Linked DNA regions of Mus musculus: region 1 is linked to region 2. The links are chromatin contacts, found by POLR2A ChIA-PET in ENCODE. All regions are on one chromosome and are shown on one strand. Each heading gives the region's core, a stretch centred on a gene start or an enhancer-like site at or near the end of the contact. The rest is flanking DNA. Distances are from core to core; before and after follow the strand shown. Region 1 holds the start of Spag5 (sperm associated antigen 5). Region 2 holds the start of Sdf2 (stromal cell derived factor 2).

What was found. ChIA-PET counts read pairs that join two places held with the same protein, here RNA polymerase II (POLR2A).
Region 1: POLR2A ChIA-PET joins it to region 2 with 12 read pairs in Patski. The contact joins the promoter of Spag5 here to the promoter of Sdf2 in region 2. POLR2A ChIA-PET finds 5 or more read pairs at or near these places in 2 of 5 experiments (Patski and embryonic stem cell).

Annotation. Positions count from the first base shown.
Region 1 is chr11:78,297,323-78,303,303 of GRCm38, forward strand. It overlaps Spag5 (sperm associated antigen 5), which reads left to right and starts at 4,269. Exons shown (of 24, transcript NM_017407.3): 1 at 4,269-4,388; 2 at 4,573-4,698. The coding sequence starts at 4,338. It overlaps Gm3948 (predicted gene 3948), which reads right to left and starts at 4,189. Exons shown (of 4, transcript NR_166889.1): 1 at 3,983-4,189; 2 at 2,800-2,888.
Region 2 is chr11:78,242,978-78,248,757 of GRCm38, forward strand. Sdf2 (stromal cell derived factor 2) reads left to right here and starts at 2,769. Exons shown (of 3, transcript NM_009143.3): 1 at 2,769-3,193. The coding sequence starts at 3,019. It overlaps Supt6 (SPT6, histone chaperone and transcription elongation factor), which reads right to left and starts at 2,726. Exons shown (of 37, transcript NM_009297.2): 1 at 2,571-2,726.

The DNA of each region.
Region 1 (5,981 bases), core at 3,019-5,518, 56 kb after region 2:
TTTTTTTTAAATGTATATGAGTGTTCTGCCTGTGTGTATGTCTATGCACTTCCTGGTGTCCAGGTAGGTCAGAAGTCATTGGATCCCTGGAAGTAGAGTTATAGTTGTGAGCTGTTATGTAGGTGCTAGGAATTGAACCTAGGTCCCCTGGGAGAACAAGTACTCTTTACCACTGAACCCTTTCTCCAGCCCGAAACCTAGAACTCTTAAAAACTGAGAACTTTTTCAAAATAGGGGAACATAACATGACAAGTCAGCTGGACTTCTACCAGTGGGCTAGGAAGGCTTTGTAATACTTCAGGACAAATGCAAGAGTAGGGAGGCATGGCGGCACATGCCTTTAGTCAGGACTCAGAAGGCAGGAAGCTGGTGGGATCTGAGGCCAGATAGCAAGTTCCAAGCCACCCAGAGTTGAAATAAATAAAATTTCTTTTAAAATATTTTTTAAAGTTCTAGTCATCATTGTCCCTGGTTACTTAGTGAGTTCAAGGTTAACCTGTTTTCTTTTAAAAAGAATGCAAATAGTTGATTTTTGTAACAGATGCCTTTAACCCCAGAACTTGGGAGGCAGAGGCAGTTTGATCTCTGATTTTGAGGATAACCTAATCTATAGAGGGAGTTCCAGGACAACCAGGGCTACAAAGAGAAGCCCTATCTGGAAAAACTAAACCAACCAAATAAATAAGTGGGGAGAAAACATGAGAGAACATAGAAGAAACATGAAAAATCTAAGTGGAAAAAGACGGAAAAAGCTGGTTGGGTGTGGTGGTACATACCTTTAATGGGGCAGAGGCAGGTAGGTCTCTGTGAGAACAAGGCCAGACTGATCTACATAATAAGTTCCAAGACCGCTAGGGCTACTGAGAAACCTTGTTTCAAAAAAGAAGGGAGGGACTAGAGAGATGGCTCAGTTGTTAAAAGCACTGACTGTTCTTCCAGAGGTCCTGAGTTCAATTCCCAAGAACCACATGGTGGCTCACAACTATCTGTAATGGGATCTGAAGCCCTTTTCTGGTGTGCCTGAAGTGTACTCATATACATAAAATAAATAAATCTAAAAAAAAGAAAAGAAAAAGCTTTGGTAACACAGGCCTATAACCCCTTGATGTCAGGACTATAAAATCCAGTTAGGGAAATTATGTCCTTAGCAAGACCCAGTCATAGTAAAAAAAAAAAAAAAAAAAAAAAAGTGCCAATCTGTGCCGGGCATGGTGGCACACGCCTTTAATCCCAGCACTCGGGAGGCAGAGGCAGGTGGATTTCTGAGTTCTAGGCCAGCCTGGTCTACAGAGTAAGTTGCAGGACAGCCAGAGCTATACAGAGAAACGGGGTGTCTCAAAAAAAAAAAAAAAAAAAAGAAAGAAAGAGCCAATCTTAGATATATATGTTTATGCATCAAAGTATCTTTAAGAAAAAAATGTGTATATTAACAAAATTAGTCTGTGTGTACATACATATGTTTATACAAAAGTTTATACATATAATCGATCATTTCCTGAGGATAGAATTGGTCTATCTTTAATTCATCTTTGCATTTATTGTTTTGACCAAGGTGTTACAGTATTTTCCATCCTATCTCATCCTCCCTATTCATATTTGTTACTAGTAGCACACTACTGTCTTTGTATGAGCACAGCTGGAATCTCACATGCCAACTACCACAAGGCCTAAGCATTCCACACACATTGTTTGTGTGATACAAACTTTTGCTAACCTTTATTTACCTGCCTGGACTTTTCCGACACTATCCACTATTTATTTGCTGGGTCTTTTTGATGGACCATGTATTAGTCAGGGTTCTCTAGGGTCACAGAACTTATGGAATGTCTTTATATATTTAAAGGGAATTTATTGTAATGACTTACAGTCTGCTGTCCAACTAACCCAACAATGGGCAGCTGTGAATGGGAAGTCCCAATATCTAGCAGTTGCTCAGTCCCACCAGGCTAGTTGTTTCAGCTGGTCTTCTGTCTAAGCTGGAATCCTGAAGAAGTAAGTAGGGTCCAGATGTCCTGGCAAGTGAGTGTAAAGCTGCAAAGCCTTTCCCTTCTTCCATTGTCCTTATTTAGGCCTCCAGCAGACAACTTGGCCCAGATTAAAGGTGTGTACCACCACGCCTGGACCTGGAACTTGCTTTGCCCCAGGCTGACTTTGAATTCAGAGATCTGCTTGCTTTAGTCTCCTGAGATTAAAACTATACACTACCTTGCCTGGGCCTCAAGGTTTTCATGACCACTATGCCTCAAGATCCAGGTCAGAAGCCTGTATTTTCCAGCCTCAAGATCTGGATCATGGGTGTGCCCTCCATTTCTGGATTGTAGTTCATCCCAGACGTAGCTGGCAACCAGGAACGGCCACCTCAGACCACAAATACTCTTGGGGTACCTTTTGCTGAACCTTGGACAATTCCAAGCTCAAAAGCATTCTCAGGACTCTGAGGCAGAAGGATTGCCGAAAAATTGAGGCCAGCCTAGGCTAAAGAGAGATCCTGCCTCAAAAAAGGAAAAATCACTCTATTGGAAGAGCAGTTGCTTGGTAGAGCACAAACTTAGCATGTTCTAGGCCCTGGGACTCTTATCTTCGGCACTACCCACCTATCTTGTCTCCCCCTGTTTTTATTCAAGCAGTTTTTCTAAAGCCTACAGACTGGTACTGTTTGTCTCTAGAGTAGCAGTGTTCAATAGAAGTATAATGAATGCACTCAGGAGGCAGAGGAAGAGCTGAAAGGAGCCCGATCTATACCACCAGAGACTAGCTTAAAACAAAACAAAAAGACATGTATGATTTTAATCCTAGTACCCAGGAGGTAGAGGGCCAGTGGGTCTCTTTATGAGTTCAAGGCCAGCTTGATCTGATTTCCAGGGTAGCAACAAGTACACAGAGAGACCCTGTCACAAAGAAGAAATGAAACACAAGTTAGTATAACTTATATGTCTGTACATGTTCATGTACCTGTCTACCTGCTTGCTCACATGTGTAGGGCTTTGTGGAACCAGAGGTCAACATTACATATTTTTTTCAATCACTCTAGACTTTATCTTTCAAGACATTTTCTGTTATTGAACCCAGAACTCACTGATTCATTAGACTAACTGAGCAGCAAACCCCAGGGGATCCTCTCATTTCTGCCTCAGCCCCCATGTTGTTAGGAGAACAGGCAAAAACTGCTGCACCCAGCCCTTTTTTTTTTTAACAGGATCTATGTAGCCCTGGCTGTCTTGGTACACACTGTGTAAACCATCCTGGCCTCGAACTCACAGAGATCCACCTGCTTCTGCCTCTTCAGTGTTGAGATTAAAAGTGTGCACCACCATGCCCGGCTTTTTATTGGGTATTGGAGATCCAAATTCAGGCCCTCAAGCTTTCCTGACAAGCTCTAAGATGGAGTCATTGCCCCATTCTTCCCCTTACATAATTTTAAAATTGTCACCCATGTTCAAAAGGTTTAAAACAAGAAATTTTAATATATTTTATTTAACCTAGCATATCTAAAAATATTTCAGTATGCAATTAACATTAAAAAAATAGTTTTTCCATACAAGGTCTGAAATGCAATGTGCATTTCACACCTGTATTATATTCCCATTTGAAGAATTCAGAGCTACATGCAGCCCGCAGAAAGTTACTGACCAGTACAGTTCCTGATGGGCGCGCATACCCTGACAGAACCCTACAGTTTCTAACATTAAAGCTCTTCTTTGGTTCTCTTCTTTTTCTTCATACATTAACACTTCTAAATTGGCCTGTGATTTCATCATTCAAGAGGCTGAGGGCCAGGCAGTGGTGGTGTGGGACACGCTGTTTGTGTGTGTGAGAGTGTGTATGTGTGTGAGAGAGTTAGTTATTAATATAGCAAGCACTTGAAACAGATCACCATAAATGCACAGTAAAGTAAATATCAACTATTATTCTAGTGATCTTGTTACAGTAGGCTCCGAGGTTAGACACAAGAAAGGCCCAGAAATTCTGAAGAGGCGGTTACCTGAAGGCCGAAATTGGGCACTTAGGAACTCCCTCTGGCCGTTATGAAACTGGCACCTATGCCTGGACAGCCCAACCCTGGGGGAAGTGCGGCTCACTCGGTAACCGGGGGAACGGAGCCACTGAAACAGGACTCCACGACTCTCCAGCAGCCCACAGACACACCAGCCTGCCAGATGGGTGCTTCAGTGGAGGCGTTAGGCTGAGCGGCTCGTGGGGGCGTGACGCGCGCAGGTCCCGCCCACCATACGTACCGCGGCCCCGCAGCCAATCCCGAAGTGCGTATTGGGTTCAAATAGAGGCGGCGGGTGAAAGTGGCCATTTCGACTTGGTCTGGTTAAGTGATCGAGTTGAAAATGTGGAGGGTGAAAACACTGAATCTCGGTTTGTCGCCTTCGCCCCAAAAGGTGAGGAGAGAACTCCGGCAGACAGGGCGCTACCTGGGCGGGGCCGGGCGGGGCCGAGGCCGGTGAAGTCCGGCTCCGGACGAAGTGGGGCAGCGGGAGGCATTGTCCGCCCCGGCCTAGCGGTTGTGGGAAAACACTCCGGGAGGCCGAGACCAGCTTTCCTCACACTCGCTTTCTCTCTCAGGGGAAGCCAGCTATGAGTACTCCTCTCCGAGAGCTTAAACTACAGCCCGAGGCCCTCGCCGATTCAGGGAAAGGTCCCTCTATGATCTCCGCGCTGACCCCATACCTGTGCAGGCTGGAGCTGAAGGTGAGATTTTTAGCTTCACAACTGGGCTGTTTGCCCAGGCTCAGATGCTCAGAGGAACAGAGGGCCAAAGCTGGAACGTAATTAATAACGATAATGAAGTCTTCCACTTCCGTGACATCCATTTACAGCTATTCAGGCCAACAGAGAGGTGCCCTGGGGTGGTTAAAACGAATCCACTGAGAACCCACACCTCTATTTAGCTGGGTTCGATTTTTTTTTTTCTTTACCTCTTTTCTTGTTTTTGACCTATACCAAATTCCCGAGAAATACTGGCACATTTATGGAGAGATCTGTCTCCAAGAGTTGAAACCATATCCATCTATCCTATGGGGTAGTTAGAATTTTCCTGTATCCAATACTTTAAACTATTACCTTGCAGAATTGCCTATATTGAGCTGTACCTTTTAGTTAGAAGGTTTTCTATTGTTACTGTTACTATTATTGTTGTTTTGGGTTTTGTTTGTTTGTTTTTGTTTTTGTTTTTTGAGACAGAGTTTCTTTGTGTAGACCTGGCTGTCCTGAAACACTTTCTGTAGACCAGGCTGGCCTGAAACTCAGAGATCTGCCTACCTCTGCCTCTCCAGTTCGGAGATCAAGGGTGCCAGCCACCACTACCACCACTCAGCTTCTTTTCTACTTTTAGATTTTTTTTTTAATGTTTTAGATTTTTTTTTAATTACTTGTCAAATGACTTAAGAGAAATAGTACAAACTGCTTTTGTAAAACTTGTCAAGAGAGGAGTTTGACCCACTGGGTTCTTTAAAGACATTTTGTAGAACTTACTTGGGAAATTGTCCTGAAGAAATTGCTATCATTTCCTCTTCCTATAGGGAGAACCAGGAAGCCTACCATTCTTTCAAAATATGAAAGTTTGCTTTTTTTTTTCTTTGACCATGATTTTGTTATTTTATGGTGCTGGGTATTAAACCTAGGTCTTTGTGCTTGCTAGATGGATACTACACTACTACTAAACTATACCCGCAATCCTATTTCATTAACTTTATTCTGTCTTTAGTAACTCAAGATTTTTGTTTGTTTGGTTGGCTTTGGTTTTTTAAAAAATATTTATTTATTTATTTATTTATTATATGTAAATACACTGTAGCTGTCTTCAGACACTCCAGAAGAGGGAATCAGATCTCATTACAGATGGTTGTGAGCCACCATGTGGTTGCTGGGATTTGAACTCCGGACCTTTGGAAGAGCAGTCGGGTGCTCTTACCCACTGAGCCATCTCACCAGCCCAGCTTTGGTTTTTTTTGAGACAGGGTTTCTCAGTGTAG
Region 2 (5,780 bases), core at 1,519-4,018:
ATCAGTATGATTATATTTTTAACTTTAACCTTTGGGGAGTGAGGAACTAGCAGTATGCCTAAGGAGAAGTAAGGCAGCCCACACACACCAAAGGCCAGTGAGACGACTCAGCCAGCAAAAATACCTGCCACTCAACTACGTATACAGGAGAACTACATAAAAATGCAGTCATTTTTCTAAGACTAAAAAGGAGCAGCTAGTTCAATAGAGTAAAATCCAAGAGCCAAGCATTAGCAACTGTACTAGTCCAGAGACTCGGAAATGAAAACAGAGTAACCATTGGATTTGGCCACCTAGTAGCTTCTGGTGTCCACAATAATTTTGGTGAGCAGTTCCAAGGAGAGTCAGATTGGTATTAACTAAAGTCCTGGTGAAAGGTAAGAAAGTTGAACTGGTATAAACTGAAACCTGACTATAGGATGAAAATCTTAAAATTAGGGTGCTGAAGCTATGCTTAGTAGTAACAGCACATGTTTATACTTCTAGCACTGGGGAGGCTGAGGCGGAGTGACCACAACTCCTACGTCAGCCTAGGCTACCTGTCAAGGAAGATGATGGCTGGAGTGGCCTTTCAGAGAGATTAGAACAGAATTTTGGTTTTGATTTTTTTTTTGGTTTTTTTTTTGGTTTGGTTTGGTTTGGTCTTTTCTGAAACATAGGATTTGGTGATTGATATTGGGAAATCATTGTGAGGAAGCCAGTGATCACACCCGACCCAGATGGTGATTACATTTATTAGGAACAAGAATATTGCTGGATGGTGGTGGCACAAGCCTTTAGTCCCCAGTACTCAGGAAGCAGATCTCTGTGGATTCAAGGACAACTAGAAAGAGTGATTCTGTCTTCAAAAACCAAAAAAAGAACTAGAGGGAGTAAATAAGCTTTGATTGGATTTTAGGACTGTTCTACTTTCTGGCTTGATATATCACTTGGTAAGTAAGATTAAGTTCATTTGGAGAGTGTTAATTCTTTGCCAGTCTAAGCTAGGCAGTGGTGGTGCATGCCTTTAATCCCAGCACTTGGGAGGCAGAGGCAGGCGGATTTCTGAGTTCGAGGCCAGCCTGGTCTACAGAGTCAGTTTCAGGACAGCCAGGGCTATACAGAGAAACCCTGTCTTGAAAAAAATAAAAACAACAAAAAATACTTTACCAATCTAATCTAGTCTAATCTAATAGTCACACAAGCCAACCAAATAAAATAAGCCTGTAGTGGTGGGACACTAGGCATGGAGAGGGGCTCTAAACTCGTGGTTGAAGGGAGAGCTGTTTTTGAGACAGGGTCTACAAATGCAACCAAAACGTAAATTCCATGATCCTCCTGGCTCAGCTTCTCCATTGTTGCTATAATTGTTTTGTAACTAAAACACTGAAGACTCACAAACTGTGAGTGTTCAACAATAGAACTAAACTTTTTCTCCCCAAAATTAATTAAATTCAACGACTTCCACACATTGTAGCATACTTCAATGCTGGGGAGGGGGACCAGGCTCCTCCCTTCCTACAGGTTTATGGGCAGTTAACGGTTGCTAGGGGGGAGGGGCTCATCATGAGATCCCACCAACCCTAAGGATCGATAGTAATTCATGGTTGCTGGGGGAGGGGAACATTTTCTTTAGGGTTGTAGCCCAGGCTTCTCTGAATACTTCTTCACCCATGTACTTGTAAACCACCATAAATTAACTAATTGAGGCATACACACACACACACACACACACACACAAATTAATGAAAGTAATAAGTAATGGAGGATTCTGAAGAAGGGGAGCAGCGGGAATGGAGTGGGGCGGGATGAAAAACAAATTACCCTATGACCTTTGTATTACCGTGTCTTTTCATGTAATTATTACAGGAGACCCGCCTCCTAAAGGAAAACAGAAATCGATTCTTTCTGTAATACAGAGGAACTGCTTTACTTAAGATACTCGAGTACCTGATGTCAAACAATACACATTTCTGATTTAACAACCAATTCTAATATTTATGATAGGTCTTTGGCAAGTGTTCGAGGAAATGAATTATACAAGATGGAAGGCTCCAGGTACTTAAGTATAAACTCGCATCTTTAGAAAGGATTAAGGGACTTGCCCATATGTGGAAAAAAAACCGTATAATTACTCAACATTTTGTAAAGAGCTAACATTCAGCACAGTACACCCGCCTCATGGCTGAACTCTCGAAAGCTCAGCAGGACCCAAACGCCGGACTAATTAATCCGATCACCTGATGCCAAGTAAAGAAACCCTTAGGTCTCTCTTCTAGTCCCAATTTTTTGCGTGGCCCAGATTCCAGACGCCGCGGAGAAGATGGGATCCCAGAAAGCCTGTTGATTCAAGAGGTAACCCCAGGTCACAGGTTCCGGGTGGTACCGCGTGGAGAAAGGGCTGGAGACTCTGAGCAATCACGGTACTTTCCTGTCCTTTTCCCCCCTGGCAGATCAGGGAAAGCCAGGGCCCCCTTCCTTCCCGCAGTGGGGCACCCCAAAGCTTCTTCCCTTACGGGACCAGGCCCCAGGAGTCTGGCTCGCCACCTGCGCACCCACACACGCAACACACTCTCCAGGCTGAGCGTTACCTGCTTGAAGGCCGCTGCTTCTCCGCTACGCTAAGCTCCCACCGAAGAAAATGGAGTCGCCGATCAGAGACTGCAAAAGGATAGTCCGGACCCACCGCAAGGGCCCTCCGCAGCCGCCGCCACCACCACCACCACCGTCGCCGCTGCTGCGTTAACGTAGTACGTCACCTCCGGCTCTCTGTCACTGGGAGTGGGAGGGTCATTTCCTGCTGTCTTTTCCCCTCCGGCGTCTAGGGCTTTGGTTCCGAGTCCGCGAACGCCTAAGGAACGCAGCCGCCACAGAGCACCCAGTACAAAGTGAGGTCCCGAAGGCCTCCCGGGCCAGCGTGTTCTTTAAGCCGCTCTCGCCAAAGGAACCATAAAGATTCAGGTTAAGGAGTCTTCTCTTCCATCTTGGCGTAGTTCTACCCTCGGCTTCCGGTTCCGGGGACGGGCCTAATTTTCTTGGATGATTAGTTCTCTCGGATCTAGGATGGCTGTCTTGTCGCTTCTGTTGTTGGGTGGTTTGTGGAGCGCTGTGGGAGCGTCCAACATGGCTGTCGTTACTTGCGGCTCCGTGGTGAAGCTACTCAATACACGCCACAATGTCCGACTGCATTCTCACGACGTGCGCTATGGGTCAGGTACAGAGGGGGACTCACCGCTCTGGGTGGGCTGCCTAGGCCGGGTGAGCCTAGAAGGGGCGGGGCCTCGGAGTCTGAGGGCGTGGTCTGGGAAAGTTAGCCGTGCCCTATTTCTTGAAGAGGACGACGAGTTGCCAAGGAAACTTAGTCCTAATGTTAGTTTCTGTTTGATGAGCTGTGGGCCAAACGTGTTACATATATACTTTCCGGTTTTTAACATTGTATTGAGGACAGATACTAAAGTTATTTTCTTAGGTGAGTAAATAGACCTAGAGATATTGCTCAAAGCCAGCTAGTGAATGATGGAGACAGGGTTTAATCCAAATCTGTGCAGGTTCAAAATCTTTCAGATTCCATGGGCTGCCACTATTTTGTGCTGGAGAGAGGAGCATTTAGAGCAAGACAACATAAGCTGAATCTCAGATTTTAAATGTCACCTATTTTTAGCTCATATTTTTTGACACTCTAACTTAGCAATAACTTTCTTGTAAAGAATTTAAGCATTGACAGACATTGCAGAGGAAAGTCTGTTTTTTATCATGTGCAATTAAAATACTCACTTATTCGTGGGCTCATTCATTTGGCCTAGATTTAAAGAGCACTTTTAGTGTGTCTCGTATTGTTCTAGATACAGGAAATACAGTAGTGAATCAAACAATAAAACAAGACTAATGGGCAGGCGTGGTGGCCTAGGTCTGTAATTGTAGCACTCAAAAGGTTGAAGCAGGATTGTAACTTCAAGATCAGCCTAGCCTATATAGTGGGGGCTGTCTCAAAACAACAGAAGTTCAAAGGCTGGTAATTACTTCAGTGTTAGAGTATTTGCCGAGCATACGGAAAGCTTCTGCCCCCACACTGGAGGAAATAAAGTCATGAAGTTCGACAGGAGGTGTACTTGTGATATAATTTGAATGATTGATGATGCTATTTGCTAGAAAGGAAGTGACCTTCTAAGATGGTTAGTCTGTTCACAACTCTCAGAACCTGTCTTACCAGTTTAGTCCAGGGAGTATGTAGTCTTTACATTCCTAACCACCTCATTCAGTAAACACCTACTCAGGCTTACTACATTCTTTTTTTTTTTTTTTTTCTTTTTCTCGAGACAGGGTTTCTCTGTGTAGCCCTGGCTGTCCTGGAACTCACTTTGTAGACCAGGCTGGCCTCGAACTCAGAAATCCGCCTGCTGCTGCCTCCCAAGTGCTGGGATTAAAGGCATGCGCCACCACTGCCCGGCAGTTTTACTACGTTTTAATTTAATGTTTCCTGCTCTGGCTCTACTAAATAAAAATGGAGTTAGGCTGGGCGGTGGTGGTAGAGCAGGAGGCATTTAGTCTTAATATTCTGGAGGCAGAGAGAGGCAGGATCTCTGAAGACAGCCACTCTACCTAGAGAATTTCAGACCAGCCAGTGCTACACAGTGAGACACTGCCTCAACAAACAAAAATCCAAATTAGCAGTCGGGTGGTGGTGGGCCATTCCTTTAATCCCAACACTTAGGAAGCAGAGGCAGGTGGATCTCTTTGAATTTCAGGTCAGCCTGGTCTACAGAGTGAGTTCCAAGACAGCTAGGACTACACAGAGAAACCCTGTCTCGATAAAAAAATAAAAATCAAAAAATCAAAATCATTTAAACGAAGAACTTGGATTAGCCCTCTTGGGGGATGGGTTTGTGCATCATCTATTCAGATGCTAATTTCTATGCTTCTCTTTAACTGCAGTCCAGAAGTTGGCCAGGTTAAGCACTTCCAGTTTCAGTGTTATGCAAAAATTGTTATCCGTCACCTCTGATTGGTTAATAAAGAGCTGATTCAGCCAATGACTGAGCAGAGGAGAGAGGGAAGGCAGGACTTCCCGTCCCAGTCATGGGGTCCCACAGAGGAGTGAGAAGGGGTTGGGGGAGGAAGAAGAAAAGAAGATATGGAGGGACCAGGAGTGGCCATGAGAACACAGGTGGAGCAGAGTGGGGCTGATGAGGCTCAGGTCACAGGTGAACGACCATGAGGCTGGGGAGTAGCCAAGCTAGCACAGTAGAATAGATGACTTTCTGTCTAGCTATAGGGCTCACAGCCTTTTAATACATTTATTAGGTTCCTGTGCCTTTTATTCAGGGACCAAAAAGGACTAGAATGGACCAAGAAACGCCTTGTCCTTATTTGGGAGCAAAAGGGGTGGAGCAAATCCCCCAATTACTTTTACATAGCCCAATACCTGATGATAGTACATTTTCCTTTTTAAGAGCTACAGCTGCTGGGCAGTGGTGGCGCATACTTTTAATCCCAGCACTTGGGAGGCAGAGGCAGCGGATTTCTGAATTGGAGGCCAGCCTGGTCTACAAAGTGAGTTCCAGGACAGCCAGGGCTACACAGAGAAACCCAGTCTTGAAAAACAAACAAGCAAACAAAAGAGCTACAGTTATTTACATACATACAGTTACTCAATGTTTTCACCATGCACAATTATATTAGCTAAGGTATGGCTACAAATTTGTATGATCTAAAAATATTTTATTGTGGCTTTTTGAGACAAGGCTTTACTATACAGTCCTAACTAGAGTAAAACTTGCCAAAAGACAACTTGGGGCGTGTTG